Regions from separate parts of the Homo sapiens genome. Here region 2 is linked to region 1. Evidence: chromatin loops called from intact Hi-C (ENCODE). Cell type or tissue: CD14-positive monocyte. All regions are shown on one strand. Links, peaks and the distances in the headings refer to the core of each region. The heading gives the core; the rest is flanking DNA.

Evidence for each region. Hi-C counts contacts between places; a loop is a spot of excess contacts. Peaks named below come from ENCODE experiments on the same cell type or tissue, not always from the same donor. Only the 100,000 strongest peaks of a DNase experiment are listed, where the experiment ranks them.
Region 2: a loop joins it to region 1, with 2.2 times the contacts of the local background. A loop is called at or near these places in 5 of 110 quality-filtered maps.

What each region holds. Positions count from the first base shown.
Region 1 is chr5:54,670,336-54,680,207 of GRCh38, forward strand. All of the region lies in intron 1 of LINC02998 (long intergenic non-protein coding RNA 2998), which reads right to left. Among named protein-coding and RNA genes, the nearest start is that of LINC02998, 69 kb to the right of the region's middle. In CD14-positive monocyte, for the core only: no CTCF peak of the experiment used is centred there; DNase peaks (open chromatin) are centred at 1,026, 2,726, 3,696, 6,336 and 2 weaker places; H3K4me3 peaks cover 3,003 bases; H3K27ac peaks cover 6,128 bases.
Region 2 is chr5:54,828,081-54,837,952 of GRCh38, forward strand. It overlaps the pseudogene CSPG4BP. Among named protein-coding and RNA genes, the nearest start is that of LINC02998, 89 kb to the left of the region's middle. In CD14-positive monocyte, for the core only: no CTCF peak of the experiment used is centred there; DNase peaks (open chromatin) are centred at 5,021, 5,711 and 6,541; H3K27ac peaks cover 2,419 bases.

The sequences.
Region 1 (9,872 bases), core at 661-8,660:
GGCAAAGTTAGAGTAACCAGCAGGGTCTGTCTGGCCCTGCCCCTCATCAACACTGCAGAATCCCTCTAGCTGCTCCTGGGAACCCCCAGGGGATGGCACATGTGTGCTCACCATATGGCCCTTTCAGCTACCATATGACCCTGCACTCAGCTTCCCCCTGCTACAGCTCCCTGCAGTGATGTTTGTGTTGGGGCATGATGGACCCACCCCCAATGAGGACACTGACACCTCCAACCTGCTATGGCTATGCTTCAAAGCCACAAAATGTATCCCCTGCTGCTGGAGCTGTTGGCACTGACCCTTCTCTGTCTCTCTCACACCCACCAAATGTGATGCCTCCCTCTCCTTCTTCTGCCCGGATTGGGGCGAGGTGGCCACAGTGCAAATTCTGTTTTTTCTGGACTCCATACAACTCCAATCTCAACCCCAACCAGAAGGCACCATAACACTTTCTTGTGCTCTCCTCTGGACCATCCAAAAGCTGCCTTCTGGGCTGCCTGACAGTCATATTCTTAGTCTTACATGTTCCTACAGCGTCTCTTCTTTAGGAGCCAACTGTGGGGGGCTAGACCAGAAATGTTCTGATTTTGAGAAAAGCGTGAAGTTTATGAGTTTTACTTTCTGATATGGGTCTATTACCTTGAACCAAGCCAGTATGCCAGGCTTTATATCCCTAAAATACGCCTTTCCCAAAAGGAGGACCATCTTCCAGGAATGTCCAGGCATGTGTGAATCCAGGAGGAACATGGCGTGAACCTCAGCAGAGACTCCACCCATATTAGCATGTCCTTAATAGCTCCCCAATGTTTGTATTTACTGCCTAGATCTTGTCCAAAGCCAGGCTTTTCCAGAAAGTGCACATTCCTCTTCTGATCTTGCATCGTGCCAGAGAGGCAGCTCTGTTTAAATAGCAATAGTCATAGTTGCTTAATGCCTGTTTCACACCGTATACTGTGAGGCATTATTTCTGCTTTTCACAATCACTGCAAGGAAAGTGCTGCTATTCAAATTTTAAATACAAAGAGGTCAAGTAGAGAGGTTAAGTGATTTCCCCAAGGCCACAATGAGTGGTAAAGCTAAGACTCAAACCCAGATTGGTTGGAATCAAGCCTAGGCTTGTCTTGTGTAATACAGTTCAGTATTACCCAGGCCCTGGAACCGAAATCTGCGTATGAACAGCTCTCTTAGGACATATTCAAATATTTTCATCCTCTTTGCTGAGAATTTAAGAGATGAATGTGGACTCCCAAACACACACAGCCTCTTGAGTCCTGGCATAAAGTCTGTTCTCAGACTTCTTTAGATAGATTTCACACTGTCATCATTTTCTAACCTAGGGTAGCTTCCACCTCAAGTACAATAGGAATATATTCTAGTAGTTGATCAGTTCAAATTTCCTGCATTTCCACGGCTCATTCTTGGCTCAGAAAACCCTGAGCCTACTCAGGCTGAGGGGGACCCCCCTCTTGTGCTTCCAGGTGTCACATGATTGAAACCACTTTTGCAAAGATTATGACAGCAAGAGAGGTCTAGCATGGCTGACTCCATCTTGCTTCTAGTCTCACAGGCTGACTGTCCTTGCTCATTCCTGGGCATACGCCAAGCTAACTATGGAAGGAATTTAGTTTACAGTTTAACTTTAGAACAAGGATGATAATAGTCCCTCCCTAAAACTAACCTCCTTCTTGCTGAGGGACAGAAGCTGCCTTTGTAAAACTAATGAAAGGCCATGAGATTAGGATTATGGAAGGGGCCTGAATTCTGCTAAAATGTAGGCATAGTTTTTATAATCCCTATGCTGGAGAGCATGTGGCCAGAGGCCATAATATTTGTGACTTTCACAATTATTGCTACAGATAACATCACTATTGTATAACCTAATATTGGTCTTTTGAGACGTTTTTCAGACTTTTGCATTCTGGCAACTGACTGACCCCACCTGGACACGTAACTCATGTCTTAATCACACCTGTGGTCACAACCCAGAGGCAGATTCAGCACACGAGGACCATTTTTCACACCCTTATGATTTCATCCCCAACCAATCAGCAGCACCCATTCCCTACCCACCTGTCCACCAAATTATTCATAAAAACTCTAGCCTCTGAGTTCTCGGAGAGGCAATTTGAGTAATAATAAACTCCTGTCCTTCTGCTTGGTCAGTCTTGCATTAACTAAATTCTTTCTTTACTGCAAGACTGCTGTCTCAGTAAATTGGGTTTATCTGTGCAGCCAGCAAGAAGAACCCATCAGGCAATCACATTAATACCCCTGTGAAAGCCCTTTCCCTGAAATCAACATTTCTTGCTATCTTGCTTTTTCCTGTCCCACAGCTCTGTTTCCATTTAGGGATTCCTGTGCAGCTGACTCTCACATCTACCTCCAGGGTGGAGCCTGTGACCATCTTTTGGTCATGTAATTGATTAGCTCAGCTTAGCCACCAGCCCCACCCTGAACCACACTGAGTCTCAGGACATTTTCCAGGAGTGCTGGGGCAAAGACACATTCTTTCTCATGGGATCTGAAAAAGGAAGCATGTTTCTCTGAGAGTTGCTTATGGCCATTTTGGGACTCTGAGCAGGGTCAGCCTTAGAATGCAGCCAGTATCCCAGAAGGCAGGTAGAGAAATGGAAAAGAAACCCAATGGCTGAGCTGCTGGGAGTGAGCTTGTCTTAGGCAAACCTTCCTTGAGAGTTTTCAGTCATGTGAGCCAATCAATTTCCTTCCTGGTTTGAGCCTGATTGAGCCAGATTTTCTGTTGCTTGCAATACAAGCATCTTACATCTACATTTTGCAATAATGGTCAAATTTTTTGTTGTCTCTCTCCCTAGATTGTGAGCTCCTTGATCCCTAAGAGAAAATTGGTTGAAGGAATGAAAGGACAAAAAGATAAAAGGAAAAAGAAATCAGTTGCTCATGTGTGTTGAGGACTTGTTTAAGGCCATTACCATTTAACTAGCTATTCACTGCTCTTCCTGATTCATGGACATTCCAATTAAAGAGCTGGATCCTTTGAGAAATCTTCAATACCAATATCCATGGTCAGGAACAGTGCTCATTTAGCAGAAAGGAGGTCAACTCCACCAGAACTTATGAAATCTGCAGAGCAAGGAATAACTCAGAGAATCTTGCAGATGAACTTGCATTTCTTATCATGTGATAAACAAAGAAACTTTAATTTATCCATCGTAAATCAGGGTCTTGGAAATAAAGCATGGGGAAATGGATGTCTATAGGAGCCCTCTGCAGAAATGTTGCCCCTTGACTCCAAGCTCAGAGAGGCTTGTATTTGAAGATGTCAGCAGCCTCCCGCTCCACAAATGAATCATGAGAAGGAGGGAATGAAGGTGGTTGAAGTAGGTGTGGGCCTTTCATCCTCTACAGTATGCCTATCGTGAGTATCTGATGTTGTTATGTGCACTTATGTGTACTTGCACACATGCACCCATCTAAAACAACATTTTCTGTTGGGAGTTTCAAAAGAAAAAAGTGAAGCTGTTACTGAAGCCCCAGAAGAAAAGATTTGCATAAATGGGGATGGATTTCTTGCAATCTCCCCTGGTGCTGCTTGTCCCAGTCCTTGCCCCACCCACCTACTACACACACAGGAACAGCTCTTCTCTGCAAGAAATGCTAGACAGGAGGAAGTGCCCTGGCCTTGACCTCCTGCTTTCACAGCATCACACATCAGTGGTGGTGAGTGCCGTGGAGGAAGCATTGCATGCATAACTGAGTTAGCAAATAGGAAAGAGGGCTTTCAGAGAGTAGTGGGGAGAAGAGGAAGGGTGGCAGAAAGTATTGCTGCAAGAACTAAGCTCTAGGCCTGGCACTGCCACCATATCTGAGCAAGTCCTTATGCTTCTCTACACCTTGATTTCTTCAATGGCAAACTGGGGAGATTCTGGGTAACAAGATAAGGCATGATGTCTGCTACCACATGGAAATAAGAAGGAGCACAAAAGCCATTTTTCCAGCTCCTCCAGGGTTTGTCCCACCACCACCACCAGCTACCAGGGAGACTGTGCCCTGAATTCCTTCTTTTTTTCCCATAGATGTTCAACAGCCTCCTCCACACTCAGAGTGTCTCATTTCCAGAAGACTCATGACTCCTGCCATGCTGTCCCATCTATGAATAGAGAAAAGGAACATTTACTTGGTACTCCAAAACTGTGGGGATCACAACGCAAAGACCACCTGAAAGAGTGTCACAAAGAAAAATACACCTGTAAAAGGCTACTAACCAGCTATCATCCTATCAACAGCCGCACACTCATTCACTCATTTACTTGTTCAACAAATATTTATGTCGAAGTTAATCACTTACTCAACAAATAATTATACTGCCAGGATCTGGAGGTACAAGAGTAAATAAAGTATAGAAATTCCTTTTTTGCTGTTTAGTTTAGTAGGAGATACAAGTAATAAAGCAACTTTAAAAGCACTATAATTAGATTGCCTTGGATAGAAAGTTATAAAGTACTATTATAGTGCACATCATGGTGGGGGCAGTGGGTTGCTCCTAGTCTGTCCAAAGGAAGGTGGAAGGGTGAGCAGCAGAAGTGATCAGGGAAAGAAGAGGTGGGGTTGGGTCTACAGAGAGTGTTCCAGGCAAGGAACAGCCGGGTGAGGCCTGAAGGTGAGAGTGAGAGAGGACAGGTGGGTTGCAACAGAGATTGTTTGAGGACAAGTGTGTGGAAGCGGGGAAGCCTGAATAAAGTGGTGGTAATAGTGTACTTCGGTAGATTCTTGGGCAAGAGCATGACCTTACAAATATACTTTAGGAAAAAAAAAACAGTCTGTTTTCTATATTCAGCATGCATTGGAAGTGACAGAGACCAGAGGTAGGGAGAAGGGCAAGGGGATTTTAGTAGTAATGAGGACAAGGACCAGAGTGCTATCCCTGAAAACAGAGAATAAAGAACAGGTAGAGCAAAGACATGGAATCAACCCAAATGCCCATCAATGACAGACTGGATAAAGAAAATGTGGGACATATTCACCATGGAATACTATGCAGCCACAAAAAGGAATGAGATCACATCCATTGCAGGGACATGGATGGAGCTGCAAGCCATTATCCTCAGCAAACTAACACAGGAACAGAAAATCAAACACCGTATGTTCTCACTCGTAAGTGGGAGCTGAACAATGAGAACACCTGGACACAGGGAGGGGAACAACACACACTGGGGCCTGTTGGAGGGTGGGGTAGGGGGAGAGCATCAAGATAAATAGTTAATGCACACGGGACTTAATACCTAGGTGATGGGTTGATCGTGCAGCAAACCACCATGGCACACGTTTACCTATGTGACAAACCTGCACATCCTGCACATGTACCCCAGAACTTAAAATAAAAATAAAAATTAATTAAACAAAAAAGAACAGACAACCAATAGGCTGTCTTTCAGCTTAGCCTATGCTGTACTAGGAGAGCCTGGGAGAGAACTCTGTTTAGAAATAAACAAGCCCAGGGATTGCCATCTATTTGCCCTGTATTCACTTGGACTTATTTATCATAGTGCTTTTTCAAACTGTGTTCAAAACTCCCTGGGGTTTTCCAGAGGTGCTTTAGAGACCCAATTCAACCATGTTGGCCTATTTTGGACAAACAAAGGCTTGAAAATCACCAGCATACCTTTTCACAGTGTACATGCTCTGTCCGAGGTCCAGTGCTCTTGGTGGTTATTAAAAGTGGATTTGTGTGTGTGTATCAAGACTGCCACGCACTCTCAGAAGTTCACTCTGTGCCCCCCTTCAAGCCCCTCTTGAAGACAGGAATCTCTCTATTTCTGGTTGTTCTGCCCCTGCCCTCCCTACCTAAATCCAGACCCTACTCAAAAAGGAAAATGGTTTCTCAGCATTCCTCCCCATGTTCATTATCTGGCAGCTCTTCTCTGGAGGTTGGAAAGAATTAATCCATTATTGTTGTCAACACAATCATAATAAGGCATGAAAATGAAGTGATGAGATCTTTTTTTCAGTCAAACCTCTTGAAGAGAAACAGAAAACAAAAACAGCATTTTATCTTTGACTAGAATGATTATTTCTCAAAGGAAATAACTTCAGTCCCGTACTTTGTGGGAGGAAAGGCACAAGATGTGGAGGATGTCCAGGCACTGTGCCTGGCTCACAGACATTGTTCATAAATGTTTGGTTCATAGTTTCTTTCATTCATTCTATAAACATAAACTCTGATCTCTAGGAGGAGGATTTTATTTGCCTCTTGAACTATCTCTTGACAAAGCCAAGTCACCACACAAATGATGCAGGCAACTGCCAGCTGGTTTGCAAATTTCCTGAGTTGCCCAAGTACAGCACAGTGAGCATGAAAATCAAAGGCTCTCAAACCTGGAAGGAACCTTTAAAAATGACCCGAGGTCAATTGCCCAGGAAAATCCCTGCCAAGTGCTGCAAGTTGAGGTTGGAAGTGTCCAGTCTCTCTGATGCAGCCAAGTCTGTCTTTGGACAACTCTGTTAGAAGGCTCTTCCTGATATTGAATTGAAATCTATCACTTCATAGCTTTTCTTTATTCCTCCAATAAATCCTGTATGAGAGACCAGGAGGCAGAACAGAATCATTCAAATCCTCCTTCTTGGCAATCTGTTGAATATTGGAAGACAGGGGCCAAGTTCTCTGAGTCTTCTTTTCTCCAAGGCCTCTGTCTCCTAATCTTTCAAACATTTCCATGGGATAAGATTTTCAAATTATCTTGGTCCTTTTCCCATTAAGAAGCTTTACTTTTCTACTCTTAAAATAGGCTGCCTAGAATAGAAATAATTCCATGTGACTTAACTAGCGCAGAAAGGAACAGACTCTGCTAAATCTGATTTCAGAGACTGCCACTCACTAGCAGCGTGGCTTTGGCAAGTTACTTCCCTTTCTAGGAAACATGGTTTAATATGTAGCCTCAAGTAAAGTGCCTACTACAGTGCCTGGCATAAAGGGGTGTCAATACCTGATATCTACCTATCAATTGCTATTATTCTTCTGTCAATGCAGTTTCAGGTGGCACTAGACCTTAAGGTGATAACATCACACTATTGACTCCTAGGTTTTACCCACAAGTAAATTCAGAGTATTAAGTGGTTTTAATCCATGGCTCCCCCATCCTTTACTCACATTGTGTGTGTGTGTGTGTGTGTGTGTGTGTGTGTGTGTGCCTAAGCATCAAAATTTCCATTTATCTTATAAAATTGTATTTGTTCAATTCAGGTCATTGTTTAATGTGAGCAAATTTAATGAACAAGACTCTATCTTTTTATCTAAGTCTAAAACTAACAAAAATGCCCCCAAGTTCATGGTACAGAACCAAGCCTTGTTACCACTAGAAAACTTTCTTCAGGTTGATCCCTATCTATTAGCCACTATCTTTGAATAAATTAATTCAACCTGTAAATAATTCACTTAATTTCATTTTTATCTTGTGAATAATTTTTCCTCTAAAATAAAAGAATATCATAGCTTTGTCAAATGATTTGGGCAAGTCCAGAAAGACCAGAACTGCTGGGTTTTCTTTCTCTACCAATCTAGTAAACTATCACAGTAGGAAACACATTCTTTGTGAACTCCTATAGCTTTCTCATGATCACAGTTTTCCTGCCTGGATGTTTATAACTTACCTTAATGCCACACTTGGGAACCTCAGTGAGAAACTTTTCTATTTCCTAAAATAATTTTACTCATGAATTAAGGTAATGCTAGCAGTTGAAGCAGATATATCCCCACGTTTTTGTGTCTTAACCCAATAGAAGTTGTTTGTTTCTCATTCATGTCAAGTCTGTAAGGGCTGTTCCTGATCTGCGGGCCATCTTCTCCCCAAGCAGTAAATTCAAGGCTCCTTCCATTTTGCAGTTCTGGAATCTTCCTAATAAACCCAATACAAAGGATAATGCAGGATTAAATGGAAAATATTTCAGTAAAGAGAAGGAAGAGAATTTCAGACTGACAGAGAAATAAAGGAAAGACAAAGGCAGGGATGCAAAGAAGTATAGAGTACATGGCATTTAAACCAGGTGTGTAGGGAAGGCTTCTAGATAGGATCTGTGCCTTCAAGTGAGAGATGCAGATGATTTGTGTGTAAGGCAAGGAGGTAGCTGAGGAATATATACCCTGAACTCACTCTCCCTTTCCAGGGCTCCATATTGTCAAAACTGAACTAGTAGCCAGAGGGAAGGGAGTTTGCTGATGCGATACAGATTAGCTGTCGGGACAGAAAATGGGGAGAAGGGTACATAATGGGTCTGAAAGGCAAACAAAAGATAGCAGCATTTTAGAGGTGAAAACAGTACACTCTGACCTGTGCTTTACAGAGACTAATATGGTAGCAGTGGGAATGAGGATGGGAGGGGGCAGATATTGGAGGCAGGAAGACCTTCAGGGAGGGAGGGCCGGGACAGAGGGGTAATCATAGGACTAGAGGAAAGAGTTGAAAACTGGAATCAGTGAACGGTTAGATATGAGACGCATGAGGAGAGTTGAAGGGGACTCTCAGATCATGGTTTTGAAAGGCAAATGACAAGTTCATCTGGGGACATGTTGAGTATAATTTGTTTTGGGACATCCATATGGAGATATTCTGAGTCAACTCAGCCCCGGGGGAACTGATTTTGTCATCTGGCTCTGCTCCTTTCTGGAAAGCTCTCAAAAATACATGGATAGTTAGACCTGGTTCAAAGCAAAATCTTAGATGCCTATCTTAATCATCTTTCTCTTAAAAAAATCTGGGGATAAAAAGCATTTTATATGAATTCTATATCTTTAAAATTTTTTTATTTGATGCTATATTGCATTTGTTTACAGAAGATGCATGTTATGGATGAGTATAGGGTAACATGGGATACCTGAAATTTAAATTGAACGTAAAAGTGCATGTTGGATTATCTCCCAAAGGAAAGAAACTAAATTAGAGTTTGTATGTAAACTTTAGCCCTTGTCTCAAATGCATATTTTAAATCTCAAATCATCTCTCTTTAATTCCTTGTTTAAAAACATTAAAGTCAATAAAACAGTTCATGAAGCTCAGTTTCTTTCTTGTCAAATATTTGTCAAAATTAAGACTACTTTGGTATAACAAACTAAATAATCAAACTGATTCTTGACTGAATATTGAAAATATAATTCTAAATTGAATACAAGTAAACAAGCCTGAAATTTACTATGGGTGGCAGTAATCCATGTGTAGCCCCACATTTCCATTCATTTAGAAAATATCTTTGTGCTCAACTATCTATAATAATTATCTTTATTACTGTAATAAAGATAACCATCTAATTATCTAATTACCTTTCTAAGGGGATTTGGTTAATTTCAGGCTAAAACAGTTTAAATAAAATTATGGCGGCTTTAAAATATTTCCATATTTACACATTGAGGTACAAATAGTTACTCTTGCATTAATAGACAGTATAGTATCAATGAATAAAGATCAGGAAAGCACTTCGAAAACAAGGCAAGGTTTTGCAGACAAGATTTAGGATAGACAGGCAGAAATAGTTAACCATGCATATGATGTCTCACAAGCCTAGCTGGTGTCATAAACATTTACTTTGATAACATTTGCAGTAGGTGAGTCACATTTTTTAAATGATTGACTTTTCAGGGTCCCCTATAAATAGGAAAGTGTCCGATTCTTCTAAAAAGAATTTTCTCTGAAAATAAACTATGAAATAGTTTTTGGCTTTAGTTATTGCTGCCTTGATGATCAGTTACTCTAAATAAAATAGGATGGATTATCCTGCAGTAACAAACTAAATTCTCGGTAGCTTAAAACAGCAAAGTTCATTTCTCACTCAGGCCACATACCCACCGCGCTTCAGCAGGAGCCTCTGTTCCACGTAGGCACTCAGGGAGGTAGGCTGATGGGCCTCCA
Region 2 (9,872 bases), core at 1,035-9,034, 160 kb after region 1:
TAATAAGTTAATTTCTATCCTATCCTATGTATGAATCAACATTCAGTTGATTGTACTCTCCATTAAGTTGTAATAAGTTAATTTCTATCCTATGGGAAGTGTTTTCACAATTTCTTAAAATGTGTTTTCTTGGTCAATAAATCAAGATTCTGGGAGAATAGGTAATTAGACAAAAGTCATAACCCAGAATTGATTGTATCATTTTCTAAATGTGGCCCTGGACACCTGTGTCCATATTGCAGCAGCAAGCAGAGACAAAGACAGTTGATCTCCCACCCACAACAGTACAATGGCTGAAATGCAATTACTGGCTTTATGGAAAAGCAAAAGGGCCAGGCACCATAAATCTCAAACTGGAACACTTTGCTTTTTAATGAGTCTAAATTATTTCAACAAGCACTGGAATTAAAATCATTCAATTAGCTTCATGCTGTACTTGGAAGAAATCAGTGCCTTATAGAATTTAATTTTTATTTTGTTTATACATTCTTTGAAATGAACAATAATTTTTCTAAATTTGTTAAAAGTTTTTATTTAATTTTAAAATCCGATGATTTACCTTCTCTGTGTACTCACATGCTTAATTCTTCAGGACACAAGATTTTGAGCAAAAGTTTTTGTGGTTTAGCTTTTCCCATTTAGGCAGATATAATTTATGGTGAAGGACAAAGATGTTGCTTGCTTATCTTGGGTAGGCTGACATGGTATGGTTTAGAAAAATAGTAAATTTATTCTGGGATAAGAAAGTATTTTTGGACTATGCCATAACAAGTATTTTCCTCACAATTATTTTGCCAAAGTATGATCTTAAGTATAATAGAGAGTGGAGGTTTCTTTCAGAAGCTGTATCCACCCATATATCGCCCGGGCTGGAGCACAGTGGCATGATCATAGCTTACTGTAACCTAGAACACCCGGGCTCAAACAATCCTCCCGCCTCTGCCTCCCGAGTAGCTGGGACTACAGACATGCCCCACCACACCCAGCTAATTGGGTTTTTAAAAAATGTTTCATGGAGACTGGGGGGCGGAAGTGGAGAGAGGTCTTACTGCGTTGGCTAGGCTGGTCTCAAACGCCTGGCTTCAAGCAATCCTCCTGTCTCAGCCTCCCAAAGTATTGGAATTACAAGCCTGAGCTGCCGTGCTTGGCCAAGCGTGAGTTTTATTTGCAAACGATATGGTGGTTTTGCCTCCCCCAGTGAAGGGCGGTAGAGGGCTGGGAACATTTAGCGCTTTCAGTTAAAGGTGTGAAAGCTCACTCAACCATCAACTGCCTAAAACACTCTCCCAACTTAGTAGGTTATTGGCTTGAATTGACTCTTGAAATTAGAAAAACTTATCAAGGAAGCCAAATAGTAATCAAATCCATTTGATCATTTATACTCAACTAAATAGTTCTGAACTTCTTTTACAATTGAAATTGTTTCCTGGGTATTATTTTTTTTTCATCAACGAGATTGAAGAGGACTAGTTATAATATGTGTTAATAAGTGTCTTCATTAAGCATTTCAGATAAAATGTTTTGATCATCTTCACCAACTCCATAACCTGTCTGCAGGTTTCTTTTCCTTCCCAAAATGTTCTGGAGGTGCTGGATAATAAATATGAGCCATCATAAAACAACTGAGAGTTGACCAGGGTCTTATTTGACAGAGGCCATAAAACTGTAAACTTTAGGAAAAGATTCACATTCTATTCGCATGAGAAAAAGGAGGCAGGATCTGGAAAAGGGAAAGCCAGGAAGATTAATAGTAAGTTTTTACTCTTCCCAAGTCACAAATAAATACGTGCATTTTTGAACACACAAGCTAACCAGAATTGGAATGCCTTCAGATTAACAACCATTGTACTGTACTTATGGGTGATGTTCTGTGCTTTGTCAACATAAATTTAATGTTTTAATGTTTTCTTATCTTATTTTCATAATAGACATGTATTATTTTTATACTCAGAAACTAACACACACACACACACAGAAACATTAAGATAACTTACTCCCCTGAAAGAGCCAGAGTTAGCATTTTGGTTTATATCCTTACAGAATTCTCTCTGCACACCCCCTCTCCTCCCCACATTATTGATGTTCTTTATGACTATTAAAGTGGAAGGGGAGACAGTATTTCAATGACATTCACAGAAATTTAACCAAACATCTTTTGTAAAAACACCTTAATTTAGCTAAAGCACTCTCAGCTGCTCTGACCCACTGGGATGAGGTTCTTGGAGCTCCCCCAGCCCCAGGCTTCATTCCTCCTCCAGCCTTTGCTATGCCAGAAAATGAAGTGTTCGATTCCCACATGAGACCCCATTACATTTTTCTCAGCCTTCCCCTCTCATCATCACTCAGGGAAATGTATTGGAGAACACCAGGGGCTCTACCCAAAGGGGAACAGTAAGTGGGTTATTAGGTGAAGCAAAAGTCACTGTCCTCTAACGGCCTCATTTCCATTCATTAAATTACTGTAGCACATTAGGGTAAGCACAGTGTCCTAGAAAATTGCCTTCGCCTGTGAAACTCGACTTTCAGCTATTAGGAGAGGAAAGGAATTTCTCACATTTCCAAGAATGAAAAGATAATAACATAAGCCTTAGCTACCATTTATTTAGTGTTTGCTATATGTGGGGAAATGTGTCAAGCATTTGTTATCTATACATCTATTATCTGTCTTATTCCACATTTAAACACTAGAAGGAAGTCATGGCTTAGTTGACAGGAGTATGACCTAGAGTCAGGGGCCCTGGGTTCAAATCCTAGCTCTGCTACTTATAACCTGAGCACCTGTGGACAAGTTGTTTAACCTTCCTGTGCTTTAGGATCTAAGTCTGTAAGTGGAGATAATAGTAATATAATAGAAGGCTTAGAACAGTGCTTGGTACATGGTTAATGTTCAAAATGCTGTCAACTATTATTGCTATTATTTTTCCCATTTTACAGATGAGGAAACTAAGGTTTAAAGCATGGGTAATTTGCCCTAAGTCACAGAACTAATCCAGACCTTCTGACTTTAGAGGCCAAGGAACTTGTGCTCAGTCAGTAAGTAGTCAGCAGTAGATCAAAGAGCAGCAACAGGGTGCCTGATTCCTAAATTATAAGCTCTCTCTGCCCATCACACACTAAAGGTGTAGAAAGTGTGGGTTACTGTGCTGAATTTCTATAGACTGTAAATTTATCTTAGATGTTCCTTTCAGGAGAAAGAAATTGTCATACCCAGGAGTGTGTGCCTTGTATAAAAAGCCTTATAAACATTCTAATGTTGTACATGATAAAACAATCTCTCATCTGTCCTTTGAGTGTAAGCACTGGACCAGGTCCCTGGTGTGGCAGGTGTACATGTGGGAGAGGAAAGGGTGTGTGGTGAGAAAAGCCAGACGCTCAGTCTATTCAGGAAGGAGAGCAAAACTCTCTCTCCACCCTTCACTCATCGGACTTCCCAGGTTGTGCTTCTAGACAGAAGCCTTCTCCCATCTCCATATGGACCAGCAATCAAGAGCCTTTCATCCTAGACACCCCTGTGTGGCCCTGAACCTTAATATAACACGTCGCCTGCTCTGGTTCCACCATCACTTTTTCCCCCCTGCTGCAAGGACAGCAATGCCCAAGAGAAGGGCTGCTCCTTCAACTCAGATGCTGGAATAAGGATGACATGTAGAGCAGACCCGTAGCCAGCCCACACGAATGGATGACATAAGCGAGATACATTTTTGTTATTGTAGGCTGCTGAGATTTGTTTGTCACTGCAGCATAATCTAGAGGATCCTGGCTACTGTGTCCACTGTTTGGATCATATTGATCTAAAATATCATATATTTGCAAAAGTATTTGAAAATAATGCTTGCAATGATTGTATTCAATTAAAAAAAAACTAGGGCTACAGCCAAAGCTTCTTTATATGACTGTATAAAGAAATCTTTATATGACTGTATATAGAAATTTTGTCAGTATTCTAAATGCAAACTGACCCTGGACATGTTTTGATGTCCTTGGGAACATTTCAGCTCCCCCGAACAATGGAGTTTTAATTCTAATCCTTTTTTTCCTCTTCTGGGTGCATCTGTGAGCTAGAGAATTCATACCTCCCTTTTCGGCATCACATTCAGAGCTTTAACTAGTCATGACCAGTTCTCTTAAATGCATCCCAGACAAAGGCAATTGCAAAGCAAAAGCCACATTCAACTTTGCCACATCATACTGGAGAGAAATGGCTCAAAGGTTAATGGCAGACATATGGTTTACACTTGCTATTTCCTCTAAGCTTAACTTTGGATTTTTTTATTCCTTAGTTGTGTAAAGCTATAGCCAAATCAGCTCTCAGATGCATGTATATACTGTTTCAGAATGGAAAAAGAAAGTTGAATGGCAAACAAGTGAAAGAGTTGTATTCAAGAAGACTATTTGGAAACATAGATTTTTAGAAAATAAAATCACATGTAAGTAAACATGTCTGGTCAGTCAGATTCCTGGCTAGAATGCAAAAAAAAAAAAAGTTTGAAGGCTTAGCCAGTTAAATAAGAAAGTATGTGGTGGTAGTAGTGGTAAGCACCAGTGAAGTTTAAAACAAATGGCTTCAAGTACAGATTATACACACACATATTTATAAAGACACACTTATAATATATTAAATAATGTATATGATATTACATATTAAATATAAACGCAAACACTTATATCCTGCAGGACTTATTCCTGCAACTATGCTTTGGATTTTAAGTCACTCTTCAGTGATAAAGGGATCCCTTTTTATTTATTAAATACACAGTTTAAATTTTCTCGGTGTTTTCTAACCATTATGTCTTGTATGCTCCCTACAGATTGTCCAGTTTTAAAACCTGCACAGCTGAAATGAGTAATTGCCTGGGCAAAGGGTCACACCTGCTTGGTTTAACAGGATGCAGACAAATGAGAGGCCCGCCTCGCAGAGATGCTCAGCCCGGCTCAGCAGCACAGACGTCAGGACTCACCAGATATTGGGTAAAAACAGAAACTTCCTCTGTGCTGCTGTCAGAGTTCAGTCTCACCAACCTCCTGAGTCTAGGGGAACTTACCACTGGAAAAGTTATAGTTCTGTTTCCCGCACTGTCCACATCATTGGTCACAGCTTTCAGGTCATGAGATGAAAGGGGCTTCACAGAACCTAAGTGAAGATTAAAACATGTATATGAGTATAAAGCACAGAAAAGCTGCCAGTTAACAAAATAATCTGTATAGATCCCTGAAAACTCTCTGGAAAACACTTGGTTATAACTTGGTTGTAATAGGGGGCACTGGCTAGCTCTAACTTGAAACTGGGCTATAAGATTCTAGTGATCCCTGAGGCATCTATCTGTGGACATAATTTGCTACTAGGGCCCCAGATGAAACAGGCTTATTACCCCCAGCCCAGGCCTAGGTGTCTGATCCCTAGAGAAAGAAGGCAATGCCTGGCTATGTGGCCCCAGGCTCAGCTCCCAGTACATGAAAGGGAAAGCAAACTGTGTAGTGCCGAGAACACAGGAGATAGCACTCTCCCCTTGGAGGATGGGTAGAGGGGTCCTGGCCTGATGGCAGCTGTAGGTGCTCAATGGAGTGCCCATCTGCTGATATCTAGGGGCAGACGGTGGCTCTTGAACAAACGTGAGACATCTCCTGGGGACCCTGACAAATGCATGGACATTGTGGGGAGGGAAGGGCACATGTGAATGCCATGGGGGGAAGAACCAGTGACACATGGCTTTGTGTGCTGTGACCTCATTAGTAACCAAAGGCCAGAGAGACTTGGGGACACTCAAGTTAGAGCCAGAGAGGCTTGGGAACGTTCAAATGCTCTGTGGTAAAGGATCAGTGTTACCTAATTCACCATGGACAAATAATTTTATAAAATACAATAAAAATGTTACAGCAACATCAACTTGCTATACAAATTTCTAAACACTTCCTGTTGCTTTCGGTTCTTATTGGTTCACAGACTGGAAGGCCCGTGGACCACATTTAGAGGAGCACAGAGTTGGAGTACATATCCCTTTACTTTGCAATGATTTGGGGAACATCTCTAACCTTACAGGATGGCAGGTCTGAAATTGACTCACGTGGTTCTTCCAGCCCAGAATCTTCTCTCATCTCGTTTGTTTGAGCCTTTGCTAAAGGTTTTAGCATTAGGCCTTCGCAGGATAGCCCTCTGAAAAGGCACTTTATAAATTGTTTATGAAGTTGAGTTAACTATCTAACAATAACTAAGCTTCCTGAATGACATCCTGTTTTGCTTTCCTTGCTCAGCCATTGTAGTCTTAGAGAGCAAGGGCCATCAACCATAGTACTCAAACTACACTAGGCACTGGCTAAGTCCAAGGAGACACCAGCATTGTATCTGCAAGATTTCCAAACTTGCAAGGATTGTCCTAAGCCTTCAATTTGGAGGCTCCATTTATAGTGTCTGAGAACTTTGGGATGGACACTCGGTCCTGGGTCTCCTTGGGGGTGAAGGTAAGAGTGCCTGGGCAAGTCAGCCCAGGAACACAGCTCCGCGCCAAGTTCAGGACTGTCTTGGCACACGTTTGTTTATTACACAACATGCTCATATGATGCTGGTAACTGCCACCCGCATTCCTTTCACTTCTTGCTGCTGACATTTTTTGCAGTCATTGCCAACCTCTGGCTTCTGGAGCTGGGAGGCTAGAATCAGAGGTCACTCCAGCGAGACTAAGAGCAGTGTTTCTGTGCCCTCAGTCTATGCTAATAAAGCCATACTGGGGACCTTCCTTTGTCACCTGTCAAAGTAGAATGCCCCTTCCTATCAGATGGATTATGTCTCTAATGTGTGTGGTCTCTGGCCACCCCAACATCCAACTTGTCCATCTTCAGTTTTTCTTAGAAACCTTTCCCCACTGTGCCTTTTTTCTTATAAAGGGCACTGATTTATAATTCACTTGTTCCATCATGTCCAGAGTTGCCTTTGGCAGGTAGGACTCTTTTTAAAATACATATTATTTCATTTATCTCAGCCTTTTGGAGTAGAGGAGCCACCAGAGTTGTCCCAGGCCAAGAGTGCTTTTTTCTCAGCCATAATACCTCAATCTTCAACCTCTTCTCCAGCTACCTAAGCCAGAAGGGTATCTAGGTTTAATTCCTACTCAGCAGTCACTCTGAACATGTTCAGTAAGCTAGTGCTCACCCCTGGTTGCAATTGCCTGACAAGCCTCTCTTATGACCCAGCCCAACTCTCTGAAAGACAAGCATCATTTCCCTCCTGCCCACTGCATTTCATCCAAGCAGTTCATATTTTCATCAGTGAGCTCCAGGCATTTAATTTGGAAATAATTTCTCTAAGGTCCTACCTAAATCTATATCCATAGAATAACTGCCTAATAAAGGGTATGGTCATAAGAGGCTCTGAAACCACATCTGTTTGGCAAGACTTCACTCTGTATGCCCTTTATGGAGATTTGAAAAAGCAAATCTATATTCTGAAGTCTCTGAGAAGTCATGGAGTAAAGAAATCTGTTTTATTCTCCTTATAAACACAGGATTTCTCAAAATCCTTGTATCCCAGCATGTTTGTTTCAAGAAAAACCATAGCCAGGTTTTCATGGGCACTAGGCTTGGAAGCCTTAGATATTTCTTCAGTAAACACTATCAGGTACCTAATATGTGAAAGGCCCTACAATGAGAAGCAGAGATCTAACAAGACACAGCCCTACCCTCTCTTTTAGATATCATAACCCTAAGAAGTATGCATTTGTTTCCTCATCACTAAGAAGGGATGATAAGGCTTAGCACAGTTAAGCAAATTCCTTGAGGGTCAAGTGTAAGTCTCGCTGACTCAGAAGTGAGTATTTATTTTTAAGTTGACGCTATCTCATCTATACTCTTCTACTTAGAACTCAATGGGGGAAATGATATCTGAGTCAGGAAACAATGTGATTAACCATTCAAGAAATCTGACTTATTCTCCTCCCCACCTTCCAAACCTATCCTTCCTTCCCTGGGTCTTCACTTCATAGTCTTGCTGTCGTCCCTGGAGTGCCCTCCCCTCCTCGACACCACCCACCAAAATGCTGTTCATTCTGAAGGGGCAGCTCGAGGCTTGTCTTGGCCAACAAGCTCCCTTTGACCCTTGCAGTCTAGGGGAAATTTCCCTCCTCCGAATTCCTGCAGCTTACCCATTCTGTACCACTCACTGGACACTTACTATATGTTTTACATGGTTAGTGTACTCCTGAGTGTAGAGCTCTCATTTCACCAATTAATAGGCCTTTAATTACTTCCTTGAGGATTGACAATCTTTTCTCATAGTTCTTGGTTACCTCCCACTAAATCTTACAATATACAATTCAGTGTTTCAAGAGCCACTGACTAAAAGGTTTACAAATCCCTGCTCTAAACCCTTTAGTAACACACTGTGAGTCCCTCTCCTTTCTTTTCTCCTTCAGTTCTTGCCATGGACGACAGACAGCTGGTGGTGAGATGTAGCTCCTTCTATCTCATGACCAGAGATTGAAGTCACAGACTTTTCCAGGAAGACCCTTGCCTGAAGGGCTGCTTAACTCTGGGTCTATGTAAGCCTGTATTCTAGACCATTCTAAACAAAACTCTCAAGGTCAATCCCTCCCCAGTACTTTTTTTTAAAAAAGCCAAGTACAATTTGGATAAGTAGAAAAACTAGGTCCTAAAGCCACAGTATATTCCAACACACCACCACCAAAGATAAACAAACAAAATCAATGGCAGCATTCAAGGTGAAAAACTGGTTATAAAACTCCTTTCTGGGGAGTAAAGTTTACAGGAAGAAATAGAATGTGTTTCAATTTATATACGTATAAAATATAACAAAACGAAAATACACTTCGGGTAAATTTTTTTCTTAGTTCATAAAAAAATGTTCATTTAGAACTATAATCCTTCTACTTTAAAATAAGCAACTTGACAGATAATTTTCAAATTTGTCAGGGCATAGAAGTCACGGTTAACCTCAAAACATTCACCATACTAAGTATTATAGTAATTATTTTGGCTTACCATGCAAATTCTGTGAGTCTCAAGCTAGGGCCACTTTTTAAGGCTGGGTGCAAGAAGGAAGCAAAAGAGAAATAGCCAAAGTTGGACAAGCTGGTAGAGGAAGTCTGACTAGTAGGGGATAAATGTGAGTCAAAAAAAATTTGTTGACTAATGCCAGGTTGCAATATTTCCCTAACGAAGGAGAGTAAAACACAGAATTTCTACATAATCGCTGCTTATTAAATTGCTATACATATTTTCCTGGTTGTGCATGTCAAAATTCTTCAGTAATATCGAGAAGGAGATAAAATAAACAGCTACCATGACGGCCGCATTCTCAGGAAACCAACATTCTACAGCAGAGACAGCCCTGGGACACCAGCCCAGACATACAGCAGAGGAGCGGCCCCATGCAAGAATGGGATTTGGAGTCGGAGTTTGCACTCAGTCATGAGCTTTAGGATCCCTATTAGTTACATGACCTTGAGCCTTCCCAAGCCTCCATGGTTTTTATTTAATTTAATTTAATTTAATTTTTTTTTTTTTATTTTTTTATTTTTTAGTGACAAAGTCTCTCTCTGCCATCCAGGCTGGAGTGCAGTGACACCATCATAGCTCACTGCAGCCTCAAACTCCTGGGCTCAAGTGATCCTCCTGCCTCAGCCTCCCAAGTACCTGGGACTATAGACACACACCACCACACCTTGCTAACTCCATGTTTTTTATCTGCCAAATGGGAAGGACCAAAATTTGCTTTTATATATACTCTCATTTAAATCCTTATAGCAACCCAGTGCAATAGATAAACAATATAAAACACTATAAAGACACACAATAATTACCTGCACTTCTAATTATTTCACTATCTCAAGCTAGCTATACTCTGCTAAGAGGGGAAAGAGAAA